Linked DNA regions of Homo sapiens: all the other regions are linked to region 3. The links are chromatin contacts, found by POLR2A ChIA-PET in ENCODE. All regions are on one chromosome and are shown on one strand. The core of a region is the stretch at or near the end of the contact, and the rest is flanking DNA. Distances in the headings are between cores, read along the strand shown. Region 1 overlaps FLT3LG (fms related receptor tyrosine kinase 3 ligand). Region 2 overlaps CYTH2 (cytohesin 2). Region 3 holds the start of EEF2 (eukaryotic translation elongation factor 2).

The links. ChIA-PET counts read pairs that join two places held with the same protein, here RNA polymerase II (POLR2A).
Region 1: POLR2A ChIA-PET joins it to region 3 with 13 read pairs in AG04449. The contact joins the enhancer-like site here to the promoter of EEF2 in region 3. POLR2A ChIA-PET finds 5 or more read pairs at or near these places in 2 of 52 experiments (AG04449 and AG04450).
Region 2: POLR2A ChIA-PET joins it to region 3 with 5 read pairs in CD4-positive, alpha-beta T cell. The contact joins the enhancer-like site here to the promoter of EEF2 in region 3. POLR2A ChIA-PET finds 5 or more read pairs at or near these places in 2 of 52 experiments (BJ and CD4-positive, alpha-beta T cell).

Annotation. Positions count from the first base shown.
Region 1 is chr19:49,476,903-49,481,094 of GRCh38, forward strand. It overlaps FLT3LG (fms related receptor tyrosine kinase 3 ligand), which reads left to right. Exons shown (of 9, transcript NM_001459.4): 6 at 2,007-2,145; 7 at 3,396-3,574; 8 at 3,650-3,718. The coding sequence ends at 3,697. Among named protein-coding and RNA genes, the nearest start is that of FLT3LG, 4.8 kb to the left of the region's middle. Within about 2 kb of position 2,034, at least 19 of the 41 ENCODE cell types and tissues checked have a DNase peak (open chromatin) inside an H3K27ac peak, as active enhancers do.
Region 2 is chr19:48,477,307-48,481,541 of GRCh38, forward strand. CYTH2 (cytohesin 2) reads left to right here. Exons shown (of 12, transcript NM_004228.7): 9 at 763-839; 10 at 969-1,040; 11 at 1,132-1,286; 12 at 1,817-4,235. The coding sequence ends at 1,904. Among named protein-coding and RNA genes, the nearest start is that of CYTH2, 10 kb to the left of the region's middle. Within about 2 kb of position 2,970, at least 29 of the 41 ENCODE cell types and tissues checked have a DNase peak (open chromatin) inside an H3K27ac peak, as active enhancers do; they include CD4-positive, alpha-beta T cell, where a contact is called at or near this core.
Region 3 is chr19:3,983,192-3,987,535 of GRCh38, forward strand. It overlaps EEF2 (eukaryotic translation elongation factor 2), which reads right to left and starts at 2,272. Exons shown (of 15, transcript NM_001961.4): 1 at 2,187-2,272; 2 at 945-1,159; 3 at 1-100. The coding sequence starts at 2,189. RefSeq lists enhancers at 838-1,689, 983-1,202, 2,458-2,507 and a silencer at 2,068-2,177.

The sequences.
Region 1 (4,192 bases), core at 784-3,283, about 45 Mb after region 3:
TTGGGAGGCTGAGGTGGGCGGATCACTTGAGGTCAGGAGTTTGAGACCAGCCTGGCCAACATGATGAAATCCCGGCTGTACTAAAAATACAAAAATTAGCCGGGCATGGTGGCTCAGGAGGCTGAGGCACAGGAATCGCTTGAACCCGGGAGCCAGAGGCTGCAGTGAGCCGAGATCATGCCACTGCACTCCAGCCTGGGAGACAGAGTGAAACTGTCTCAAAAACAAAACAAACAAACAAAAACCTCTCTCTGAGGGCTGGGTGCAGTGGCTCACACCTGTAATCCCAGCACTTTCGGAGGCCAAGGTGGGAGGATTATTTGAGCCCAGGAGTTCAAGACCAGCCCGGGTAACACAGTGAAACCTCATCTCTGCACAAAAATAAAAATAAATTAGCCAGGCATGGTGGTGCCCACCTGTGGTCCCAGCTACTCAGAAGGCTGAGGTGGGAGGATCACTTGAGCCCTGGAGGTCGAGGCTGCGATGAGCTATGATTGGGCCACTGCACTCCAGCTTGAGCGACAGAGCAAGACCCTGTCTCAAAACATAGAATAGGCCGTGTATGGTGGCTCACGACTGTAATCCCAGCACTTTGGGAGGCTGAGGCGGGTGGATTGCCTGAGCTCAGGAGTTCGAGACCAGCCTCGGCAACGTGATGAAAACCATCTCTACTAAAATACAAAAACAAAATTAGCCAGGCATGGTGGTGGGCACCTGTAGTCCCAGCTACTTGGGAGACTGAGGCAGGAGAATTGCTTGAACCCAGGAGGCAGAGGTTGCAGTGAGCCGAGATCACACCACTGCCCTCCAGCCTGGGCGACAGAGCAAGACTCCATCTCCAAAAAAATAAAAATAAAATAAAAGCCTGGGTACAGTGGCTCACGCCTGTAATCCCAGCACTTTGGGAGCCCGAGGCGGGCAGATCACGAGGTCAGGAGTTTGAGACCACCCTGGCCAATGTGGTGAAACCCCGTCTCTACTAAAAATACAAAAATTAGCTGGGCATGGTGGCGCGCGCCTGTAGTCCCAGCTACTCAGGAGGCTGAGGCAGAATTCCTTGAACCCGGGAGGTAGAAGTTGCAGTAAGCCGAGATCGTGCCACTGTACTCCAGCCAGGGTGACAGAGCAAGACTCTGTCCCCAAAAAATAAATAAATAATAAAGTAACTTTGGGAGGCCGAGGCGGGCGAGTCACCTGAGGTCAGGAGTTCGAGACCAGCCTGGCCAACATAGAGAAACCCCGTTTCTACTAAAAAATATAAATAAATAAATAAATAAATAAATAGGCTGGGCACGGTGGCTCACGCCTGTAATCCCACACTTTGGGAGGCCGAGGCGGGCGGATCACAAGGTCAGGAGATCAAGACCATCCTGGCTAACACAATGAAACCCCATCTCTACTAAAAATACAAACAATTAGCCGGGCGTGGTGGCAGGCGCCTGTAGTCCCAACTACCTGGGAGGCTGAGGCAGGTGAATGGCGTGAAACCAGGAGGCGGAGCTTGCAGTGAGCCGAGATTGCGCCACTGTACTCCAGCCTGGGCAACAGAGCGAGACTCTGTCTTAAAAATAAATAAATAAATAAATATGGCCAAGCACGGTGGCTCATGCCTACAATCCCAGCACTTTGGGAGGCCAAGGTGGGCAGATCACCTGAGGTCAGGAGTTCGAGACCAGCCTGGCCAACATGGAGAAACCCCGTCTCTACTACAAATACAAAAAATAGCTGGGCATGGTGGTGGGCACCTATAGTCCCAACCACTGAGGAGGCTGAGGCAGGAGAATCACTTGAACCTGGGAGGCAGAGGTTGCATTTCACCACTCCAGCCTGGGCAACAGAGTGAGACTCTATCTCAAAAAAAAATTAATTAATTAAATAAATAAACTCTGAGAGCCAGAGCTCACTGGGCCCTGTTGCTGGGCATCGCCAGCAGGGAAGGGCCTTTGGCCTGCGGAGGGGCGGTGGGGGGATGACGTGGTGGTGACGTCTCCCTCCCCTGCTCCCAGCCCCCCCCCAGCTGTCTTCGCTTCGTCCAGACCAACATCTCCCGCCTCCTGCAGGAGACCTCCGAGCAGCTGGTGGCGCTGAAGCCCTGGATCACTCGCCAGAACTTCTCCCGGTGCCTGGAGCTGCAGTGTCAGCCCGGTAAAGGCTTCCAGGCACCCCCACTCCTTCCCCTCCTGTCCTCACGGCCGCTCCTCCTCTCTGCACAGTGCATCCCAGACCCCATCTTTCTCATATTGGTTGTGACAAGGGCAAGCTTATTCCTCTTTCTGGAGCTCAGTTTACCAATTTTTTTTTTTTTTTTTTGAGACGGAGTCTCGCACTGTCGCCCAGGCTGGAGTGCAGTGGCGTGATCTTGGCTCACTGCAAGCTCCGCCTCTCGGGTTCATGCCATTCTCCTGCCTCAGCCTCCCAAGTAGCTGGGACCACAGGCGCCCGCCACCACACCCGGCTAATTTTTTGTATTTTTAGTAGAGACGGGGTTTTACCGAGTTAAACCAGGATGGTCTCGATCTCCTGACCTTGTGATCCACCTGCCTTGGCCTCCCAAAGTGCTGGGATTACAGGCGTGAGCCACAGTGCCCAGCCTACCTTTTTTTTTTTTTTTTTTTTTGAGATGGAGTCTTGCTCTGTCCCCCAGGCTGGAGTGCAGGGGTGCTATCTCGGCTCACTGCAAGCTCTGCCTCCTGGGTTCACGCCATTCTCTTGCCTCAGCCTCCCCAGCAGCTGGGACTACAGGCGCCTGCCACCTCACGCGGCTAATTTTTTTTTTTGTATTTTTAGTAGAGACGGTGTTTCACCGTGTCAGCCAGGATGGTCTCGATCTCCTGACCTCGTGATCTGCCCGCCTCGGCCTCCCAAAGTGCTAGGATTACAGATGTGAGCCACCGCGCCCAGCCTATTGTTTTTTTTTTCTAAGTCGGAGTCTTGCTCTGTCGCCCAGGCTGGAGTGCAGTGGCGCAATCTTGGCTCACTGCAACCTCCATCTCCAGGGTTCAAGCGAATCTTCTGCCTCAGCCTTCCGAGTACCTGGGATTACAGATGCGCATACCATGCCTGGCTAGTTTTTGTGTTTTTAGTAGAGATGGGTTTTCACCATGTTGGCCAGGCTGGTCTTGAACTCCTGACCTCAAGTGATCCACCCACCTTGGCCTCCCAAAGTGCTGGGATTATAGGCGTGAGCCACCGCGCTCAGCCTATTCACTCATTTAATTTGTGACAGTCTGATGAGGTAGGTACAATGATTATCCTAGTTTTACAGATGAGCAAACTGAGGCACAGAGAGGCCAAGCAGCCCATCCAAGGTCACACAGCCAGTGGCAGCCAGGCCTCTCTTTCCTTCCTTACCCCAGCCCTTCTCCTTGGTCACCCAGCCTCCTCTTTCTCCCCAGACTCCTCAACCCTGCCACCCCCATGGAGTCCCCGGCCCCTGGAGGCCACAGCCCCGACAGCCCCGCAGCCCCCTCTGCTCCTCCTACTGCTGCTGCCCGTGGGCCTCCTGCTGCTGGCCGCTGCCTGGTGCCTGCACTGGCAGAGGACGCGGCGGAGGACACCCCGCCCTGGGGAGCAGGTGAGCAGGCTGGGAAGAGGGGGTGAGGGGGCCGAGAGGGTGGCCCACTTGTGGCTGACACTTTGGGGCCCACAGGTGCCCCCCGTCCCCAGTCCCCAGGACCTGCTGCTTGTGGAGCACTGACCTGGCCAAGGCCTCATCCTGGTGAGTCCTTCCTGGGCTATGGGGCCTGGACTTTGTGTCTGCAGGTTGGGAGGGTCACTAGGAGGCCATGGAAGGGTGGTGAGCAGTGGAGGGGCAGGGGCAGCTCTAGGTGCAGAAAGACCCCTCTGGGGCCAGGCGCGGTGGCTCACGCCTGTAATCCCAGCACTTTGGGAGGCCGAGGCGGGTGGATCACTTGAGGTCAGGAGTTCAAGACCAGCCTGGCCAACATGGCAAACCCCAGTCTCTACTAAAAATACAAAAATTAACTGGGCATAGTGGTGTGTGCCTGTAATCCCAGCTACTCAGGAGGCTGAGGAAGGAGAATTGCTTGAACCCAGGAGGCGGAGGTTGCAGTGAGCCGAGATTGCGCCACTGGACTCCAGCCTGAGTGACAGAGCTAGACTCCGTCTCAAAAAAAAAAAAAAAAAAGAAAAGGAAAGACCCCTCTGGGGCCACGGAGACAGACTGGAGACC
Region 2 (4,235 bases), core at 1,720-4,219, about 44 Mb after region 3:
TTTTGCCTTCTGTCCTGTGGGGGCCTCCTCCAGGGCAGAGGCACTTTTACCATGTCAAGGGAGGATGCTCCTGGCCTAGGACAGACCCTAGGGGGTAGGCTGGGGCCCTGTACCGAAGCAAGGGGTTTTCAAGGCTGCCACCCGGGGCTCATGGCCCTTGGCCTCTCTGGGAGGGAGGAGCCCCGGCCATCCCCACCCTCGTGGATGTAACTGGTTTTCTTCCCTCTCTCTCCCTCCCCTCCTCTCTGCGTCTTTCCCTCTCTCCTGTGTTTGCCTCTCTGTCCTGCCCCTGCGCACCCCTCCCTGTGCCCACCCTGTTTCTGTCGCCTGCGGCTCTTGGGGGTGCTCCATTCTCCCGCCTTCCCTTCTCCTGCACCTGGTCCTGCCTGCTTTCTCGCTGTCTGCCCCAGGAGGTAGGTACACGACCTGTCTTTGTCTCCCATCACTAGACGAGGGGAGGGGGCTGCCCTGGCGCCCTGGCGCCCTGGCCTCCTGCCCACAGGAGGAGGGGGCTGGGGGCTCAGGCTCCTGGGCTGGGACTGACAGACTCAGAAAATGTGGAGCCCCAAGCTGGGGGTGGACGATTCCTGGAGCCCCAACATGCCTGGCCCTGCTTGTCTGTCTCCCCCAACGCAGCGGCTTTGTCTAGGCCCCAGGAGCCCCACCTCTACCGCTCTTGCTCTGCTTCTCACGCCCCTCCCATCTCCCAGAGGCCCTGTCCCCCTGTTGAGCCCAGGCCCCCTCCCACCCCTTCCCTTTCAGGGGGCCGGGTGAAGACGTGGAAGCGGCGCTGGTTTATCCTCACAGACAACTGCCTCTACTACTTTGAGTACACCACGGTGAGCGTGACCCGACCCGGGCTCTGGGGTCCTGGGCGGAGTGGCTGGGAGCCTGGACTCCTGGGGCTGAGGGAGGTGGGGTGGGGTGAGGACTTGGAAGTCTGAGTTCTGTCCACCTTGCTTCTTCAGGACAAGGAGCCCCGAGGAATCATCCCCCTGGAGAATCTGAGCATCCGAGAGGTGGACGACCCCCGGAAACCGGTAAGACCCTCTCTGTACACCTTCCTGCCAGGGCGGGGCCTCCTCTGCCCAGGGCTGGTTCTTACCTGCGCCCTTCCTCTCTCGTCCCCAGAACTGCTTTGAACTTTACATCCCCAACAACAAGGGGCAGCTCATCAAAGCCTGCAAAACTGAGGCGGACGGCCGAGTGGTGGAGGGAAACCACATGGTGTACCGGATCTCGGCCCCCACGCAGGAGGAGAAGGACGAGTGGATCAAGTCCATCCAGTGAGCCTGGACTCCTGGGCCTGATGGAGGAGGGGCTGGGGCCTGGACTCCTGGGTCTGATGGAGGAGGGGCAGGGGCCTGGATGCCTGGGTCTGATGGAGGAGGGGCTGGGGCCTGGACGCCTGGGTCTGACGGAGGAGGGGCTGGGGCCTGGACTCCTGGGTCTGACGGAGGAGGGGCAGGGGCCTGGACACCTGGGTCTGACGGAGGAGGGGCCGGGGGCCTGGACCCCTGGGTCTGACGGAGGAGGGGCCGGGGGCCTGGACTCCTGGGTCTGACGGAGGAGGGGCCGGGGGCCTGGACTCCTGGGTGTGAGGGAGGAGGGGCCGGGGGCCTGGACTCCTGGGTCTGAGGGAGGAGGGGCCGGGGGCCTGGACTGCTGGGTCTGAGGGAGGAGGGGCCGGGGGCCTGGACTCCTGGGTCTGAGGGAGGAGGGGCCGGGGGTCTGAGACTCCTCCTGGGTATGAGGGAGGAGGGGCTGGAGGCCTGGACTCCTTGGCCCTCATCCTGGGACCCCTCCCCTTCTGCAGGGCGGCTGTGAGTGTGGACCCCTTCTATGAGATGCTGGCAGCGAGAAAGAAGCGGATTTCAGTCAAGAAGAAGCAGGAGCAGCCCTGACCCCCTGCCCCCAACTCCATTATTTATTACGGAGCTGCCCCGCCTGGGTGGCCGGACCCCTGGGCCTTGGGGCTGTGGATCCTGGTTCCCTGTTTGGAAAATTCACCACCTCTAGCTCCTCACTGTTCTTTGTAATTAACACGCTGTTGGTAATCTTATTAATTATTTAACCACTTGGCCTGCTGACCCCCTCATTTCTTGGGGTTGACAGAGTCGAGGTGCTCCGTGGAGCCAGCCTGTTTCCCTGGACAGGGGCCTGGACCCGCCTGTCTCTGGGTGCTGCCTGGGCTGTCCCGGTGGGTCTGTTCTGGTTTCACCCCGAGCCCAGCAGGAGTGGAGTAAAGGGAGAAGGTTAATATGGTGGGAGTCTGGAGTTGGAATTGGCCGGGGACAGAGTTTAGAATGCAGGGATTCAGGGTCAAGGTCTAGCATTCATTCTAGAAGTTACTTGACAGCCATCAGCCAGTTACGCTACAGCCATCAGCTAGTTCCCATCGTTGCTTTCATGGGGCTTGAGGTCTTTGAGGGGCAGGAGATGAAGCTGGTGAGGTTGTGAGCTGGGCCAGGGCTTTGAGGACAACCTGGAGCTGGAAGAACATGCGACCACCTCAGGGAGGGTCAGGGAAGGATGAGTGGGGAGGTGGCCCATGTCCTGCAAGGGCCTTGCTGATGGGATGTCCTGAAGGGCTGGGCAGCCTTAGATCGGGCTAAGAGGGCAGGACTGTGGGCCAGTGCCAGAGCCAGGCTTGTCTGTTCTCAAAGGATCAGCCTCCTTTGGAGGACATTTTGTGTCAAGGATAGGGCTGAGGACCTGCGTTCTGAACGTCTTTCCTGGGATTCTTGACAGCCAAAGAAATTCGAGGATCGCCTCTATGAAGGTGAAGTCTTGGCATGTGGGGTACCCCTGAATCCTGGGCTAAGGTCTGTGACCTTTTGCCCTCCAGTTGGGGTATGTGTGGTGTCCCCAAAGAACAAGGGCTCGTGGATCCCGAGCAGGGTGCGATGGCGGATTGGGAGGTCCCATGTCACTCTCCCATGCCCGCCTTTGAAGCTGAGGCGCTCTTTAGTTAACAAACTACAAGTCCCAGCAGGGACCGGGACGCGGGTGGGAGAGGCGCCTGTGGCCCCGAGGCGTGCCGCGAGTTGTAGTCCCTCCTGCCCGCTGTGTTCGCTTTTGAGCTCTCCGATGGGATGCGGCGCTTCGGAATTTCGGGCTTTGATCCCTGTCCCGCCCTTGGCCACAGGCACCTGCCGGCCTGAAGGCCCCCGCGGTGGGGGTACCCTGCGCCCCTCCGCGGGAAGGTGGACTACAGTTATCGGCAGGCTGTGCGGCGCCAAAGCCACGGTGACCCAGACCCGAGGTTTTTCCGGGCGTCGCAGTTTCCCGAGACTCCGTGGCGGCGTTTGTCTTCTTTTTCTTAGTCAGATCCCGTACTTTTGTGGAGGGTAGAGGAGGCTTTGACCGCCGCGGCCCCGGGGGCTGGTGGGAAATGGAGTTCCAAATGAGAAAATAGAATTCCCCACTTCTCTTTCCCACAGGTGCCAGGGAAACGGAGTCATCGACCCAAGAAGGTCGTGGGAGATGAGGTCCCAGGGTAAACAGCGGGTCCCGCCACTATGTCACCCTTTCCTGCCGCCTCCCCGGATGAACTGCATGCAGGGCGGCCGGCTCCGTGGCAGGCAGAGGCAGGAAGAGGCGCGGAGCCCGCTGGTGGCGAAGAGGGGAGTGCGGCGGGAGGGGAGGGCAGAGGCAGGCGGCCGGTCGCGTGGGGCCTGGGCCGCCCCAGGAGGGCCTCTGGCTGGATTCTTAGCAGATGGAAGCCGTGCAAGGGCAGGAGGCAGGGGCCTGACGTGTTTGGATTGAGGTTGCAGGAGGGGCCCCTGGCTGCTTCAGGGAGAATAATTTGGAGGCGAGCGGGGAGGTGAGAGGAAGCTGTGCGGTGCAGGATGGCGTGGCTGTGGAGGTGGAGAACGTTGGGCCACGCTAGGAGTCTTGAAAGAGGAGCCAAAAGGACTTGCTGAGAGCCGCCGCAGCTGGTGAATGACGGTGCCATGACTGAGGTGGTCGAAAGGGAGTATTTAAGGGGAAATCAGGCATTCCGTTTTGACCAAATTAAGCTGGAGATGCCTGTGGAACATTCCAGCCAGGCTGCATCACGTCACACTGACCTTCAGCATTGCCCACAGTCCATCTTCCCCCAGGACCTGAGGATTTTGCGTCCGGCTCCCTCCTCGCCCAGGACCCCCAAGCTCCCAGCACGCTTCTGATTTTTTTTGTAGGTTTTTTTTTTTGTTTTTTGTTTTGTTTTGTTTTGTTTTTGAGAGGGAGTC
Region 3 (4,344 bases), core at 1,022-3,521:
GGGGGAGTCAATGAGGTTGATGAGGAAGCCGGCACCGTCCTTGCTCTGCTTGATGAAGTTCAAGTCATTCTCCGAGAGCTCGTAGAAGAGGGAGATGGCACTGATGGAGGGAGGGACTCGTCAGGGGGACAGGAGCCACACACCTGGCCCAGGGAGTCTGGGATGCTGTCAGAAGCCAGGCTGCTCCTCCCTCCATGACTCATCCCTGGAGAGGCTCCCACAAGAGCCAACCCACCCTTGTCCTTTGCCTCTGTCCGAGACATGCCACCCCCATGACAGGGAACTCCTGGTACCAGCCCCATAGCCAGATCCTCAGAGCCCTCCTGACCAGACATCCTGCCCCACCGACTTGGTCCCAAGATTCATCACACCTGACTCAAAGTAGCAACTAAAAGACCCAGCAGGACGGCAAAAGCCTCCAGAGACTCCGACCCTCCCCTCCTCACTTCTGCCCCTGCTCCAGGGGAAATGAAGAGCCTTAGCCAGAGTCCCTCACCAATGTACCAACCCAGGACAAAAAGCAGTTGGGGTCACCGTACTCTGCGCTCCCCCTACTCATATCGGGGCCAGAAACTGACATGGAATGAACATCATCCAGTGCAACACAGGAGCTTCCCAGCGTCCCAAGCACTAGAACACCCTCCCCTCCCAGGTGTGACAGCCAAACCTCTCCAGATATTGTAGGAGTGGGGGCAAGTCCCCCAGGGAGGGAGAACCACGGAGTTAAGCCCCCTCCTCAAGAAAACCTTCCAGCTCGCAGTACCCCGAATCCCTGTGCCTCTCCATCCTGTCTCGCTGGACTGAACCTCACTCATTCTCCCATGAATTAAGAAACCAGGGGAAAGAGACGTTGCCAAGTCTCTCCCCGCGCACCCTGGCCCAGTGGCCTCCAGCTGCCAGGCCAGCACCTCCCTGCCTGGGTACAGAGGGCACAGGGAGCTCACGTTGACTTGATGGTGATGCAACGCTCCTGCTCGTCCTTCCGGGTATCAGTGAAGCGTGTCTCCCCGGCCCGGGCCGAGGCGATGATGCCCGCCTTGCACACCAGGGAGTCTGTCAGCGTGGACTTGCCATGGTCCACGTGGGCGATGACAGACATGTTGCGGATGTTGGCCTTCTTGTCCATGATGGCGCGGATCTGGTCTACCGTGAAGTTCACCTGGGCAAGACAAGGAGGCTCAGACCAGCTCGTGATTTCCAGGAACACAGCATGGCACGGAGCGTTCAGTCCAAACGAACCAGCATGCCCAAGGCCAGGAGGGGGTTGGTGCTGGGGTGCCCCAAGCCCACCGAATCTTGCCAGCCTAACACCCCTTAAGAGCCACCCCGCAATCTCCAAGGAACCACCGTTAATAGGTGTCATTCATGATTGACAACCCAGAAATAAAAGTGCTCAGGAATAAAACTGAGTGTCAACAGATTTCCTTGATACCAGGTACAAATACTAAAGTCTCATTTGGGGCCAAACACGTAAGGGATGAATCCTCTCCTAAAGCCCCCTCCACGTTGTCACCGGGCCACCCAAACTTCCCCGAGCAAGAAGCTTCATCATAAAATGCAAGGTCACCCCTTGGCAAACGGGATCAGACAAGGCCACCCACCCCAGGAAATAACGGGGAGCCGGAACGGCCCTAACTGCCACAAGCCTACACCTCGTGTCTCAATAAGAGTCTTTGTACATCTGGGAGTCATAGGAAGGACAAGTGCCTAAGGTCGACGATTAACAGCATCAGGAGAAGGTATTTGGAAGGAAAAGGGGAGCCTTTCAGGTGTCGCTTTGCTCGTTCTGCCATTCCCTGCCGCCCCTAGTCCCCCGGCAGAAAATCGATCTCAAACTCGCGGCCCGCGGGTTACATAAGGCGCCTCCCTGTCTCCCCGCTTCCACCGCGGTGCCCGCCATTACTACGCCTGCCACATCATCATTCCCCACCCCCATCCCCGCTAACAACCCAGCTCCAACCAGGTCTGGGCAAGGTTATGGCGCCCTCGGAAACGGAGAAAGGGCTCGGTGAACAGCGCGGCGCACAGACATGGCGGCGGCCGCTTCCCCAGCCCCGGGTCCTCCGGCCCCGCCGCCGCTACGTCTCCTCCTGGCACGGGGGGCCCCAGCGTCCCAGGCTAGGCAGCGTAGGCCCCGCGGAGGCCCCGCCGCCGCTCCGGGGCACCAGCGAGGCAGGGTTACTCACCATGGTGGCGGATGGCGGTGGATTCTCCCAGGTAGAACCGAAAGAAGCGAGTCGCGCCGAGGATGGCGGCGACGACGGCGGAAGAGAACGCTGACGTCAACACTCAGCTTTTTATAGGCGGACGCCGGTTGGGCGGGTCATGTGACTGCGCTGCGAAGGCGGGGCGAAGGGACGCCGCGCAAGCGCACGGAGGCGTGTCCCCCCGCCCGTTAACCCATTCGGCGCCGGCGCGGCGCTCTAGAATAGAAGCTGGGCATCTCGGGGGCGGTGGTCGCCCTCGGTGTGCAGTGTTCAGGTGCACAAAGTAAAGAGCGCCGTTTTAGCTGAGAACGAGAACCATAGCAACGATATTAGCTTACAAGTTGTCCAGTACTTCTATTAAAACCAATTTACAAGGTGAATAGAGTCTGTGGATTATACCCAAGTCAATTTCCCTGTTTGGACATTGTTACGTAAGACGATACCCCTGGGAGAAGCCGAGGGAAAAAGGACACTCGCGACCACTATACTGTTTTTGCAACTCCTTACCTGTAATTATTTCTAAATAAAAACTTTATAAGAAGCAGGCATCGGAATCACTGATCCCACAAATGCATACTGAGCATCTATACACCAGGCATTGTTAGGGGTTTTGTAGATATAGCAGTGGACCAAACACCTTGCTAGCTTGACCACACTGCGTGTTCTTCTACCAGCTACTAGGATTTCTCTGTGCCTCAATTTCACCTGCTCGGAGGTGATCAATACCACCCTATTGTTTGGGGGAGAGTGAAACGAACTAAAGACATCTAAAAGAATTAGGACCGTGCCTGATACCCAACGCTCAATAAACGCTATCTATTTTAATTAGCTAAGATTGCTATTAATAAAACAGTTATTTATTTCAGGACTGGTTTGCCATGTCCCAGGCACCCGGCTAAGCGGTTTACTGGCACAATTTCATTTTCTATTTCATTTCCTCTCCAGGGGGAGGCGCAGGAAGACTGTTTAGCATTTGTGTCCTAATCTGACCCTAAGAAACAGTTGAATGTATTTCATATCTCATGAATTGGCATTCAATTGTGTAACTCTATCCCTTATGAAAAGCCCAACCCGCTGTTTAGCACATAGTAGGTACTCAGCATTTCTTGCATGAATGATGTTCTCACAGTGCAAATGAACCCCCTGCGGTACATCTTTCCTTAAACTCACTTTGTGAAACAGGAGAGCCACTGCAGTGCTTTTCCTGGGCTGGGAGAGGGGGAGGTGTGGATCCACAAAAAGCAATGCAAATTCCAGCCTGGACTCTAAAATAAACCTGTACACTCCTCCCCCTCACGAATGCTTCGGGCACTTTGCTTTACAAAGCGCTGTCTCAACCTTGGGTTTCATTTAACGGATGATTGCTCTTCCTATCACCATTTAACCCAGTGGAAAACTGAAAAGTATCTTCCGAAAGGATTGAGGCTCTGAAAGGCAGAGGGCGCGGCAGGGAGCAGATGGGAGCGCCCGGGGTCCCTAACCACCTACACCTGTACCTGTGACGCGTTTAGTTAAGTTGCAAGTCAAGCGCATGCGCCATTTGGGGCATGAGTTTTTAGCAGAGGGGTAGTCAGTTTCGCATTATTAATAATAAAATTCTTCAAAATTTTTAAATGCACTGAGCACCTGCTACGTGTTGCGTTTCCTATTGGGGGCTTCGCAGCCGTTTTTTCCGTGCAAAGTGGGAGCATTTCAGAGATGTAATGGAAAGGTTTTCATTAAAAGAGGTGTCAGGCGAGAGGCGGAGGTTGCAGTTAGCCGAGATCGCGCCACTGCTCTCCAGCCTGGCGACAGAGCGAGATTCCGTCTCAAAAAAATTTTTAAAAATTTTAAAAATTAAAGAGGGGTTAGGCTGCTTGCGGTGGATCACGCCTGTAATCCCAGCACTTTGGGAGGCCGAGGCAGGCAAATCACCTGAAGTCAGGAGTTCGAGACCAGCCTACCCAATATGGAGAAACCCCGTCTTTACTAAAAATAAAAAAATTAGCCCGGCGTGGTAGTGAACGCCTGAAATCCCAGCTACTTTGGAGGCTGAGGCAGGAGAACCGCTTGAACCCGAGAGGCAGAGGTTGCAGTGAGCCGAGATCACGGCACTGCATGCACTCCAGCCTGTGCGACTGAGAGTAAGACTCTGTCT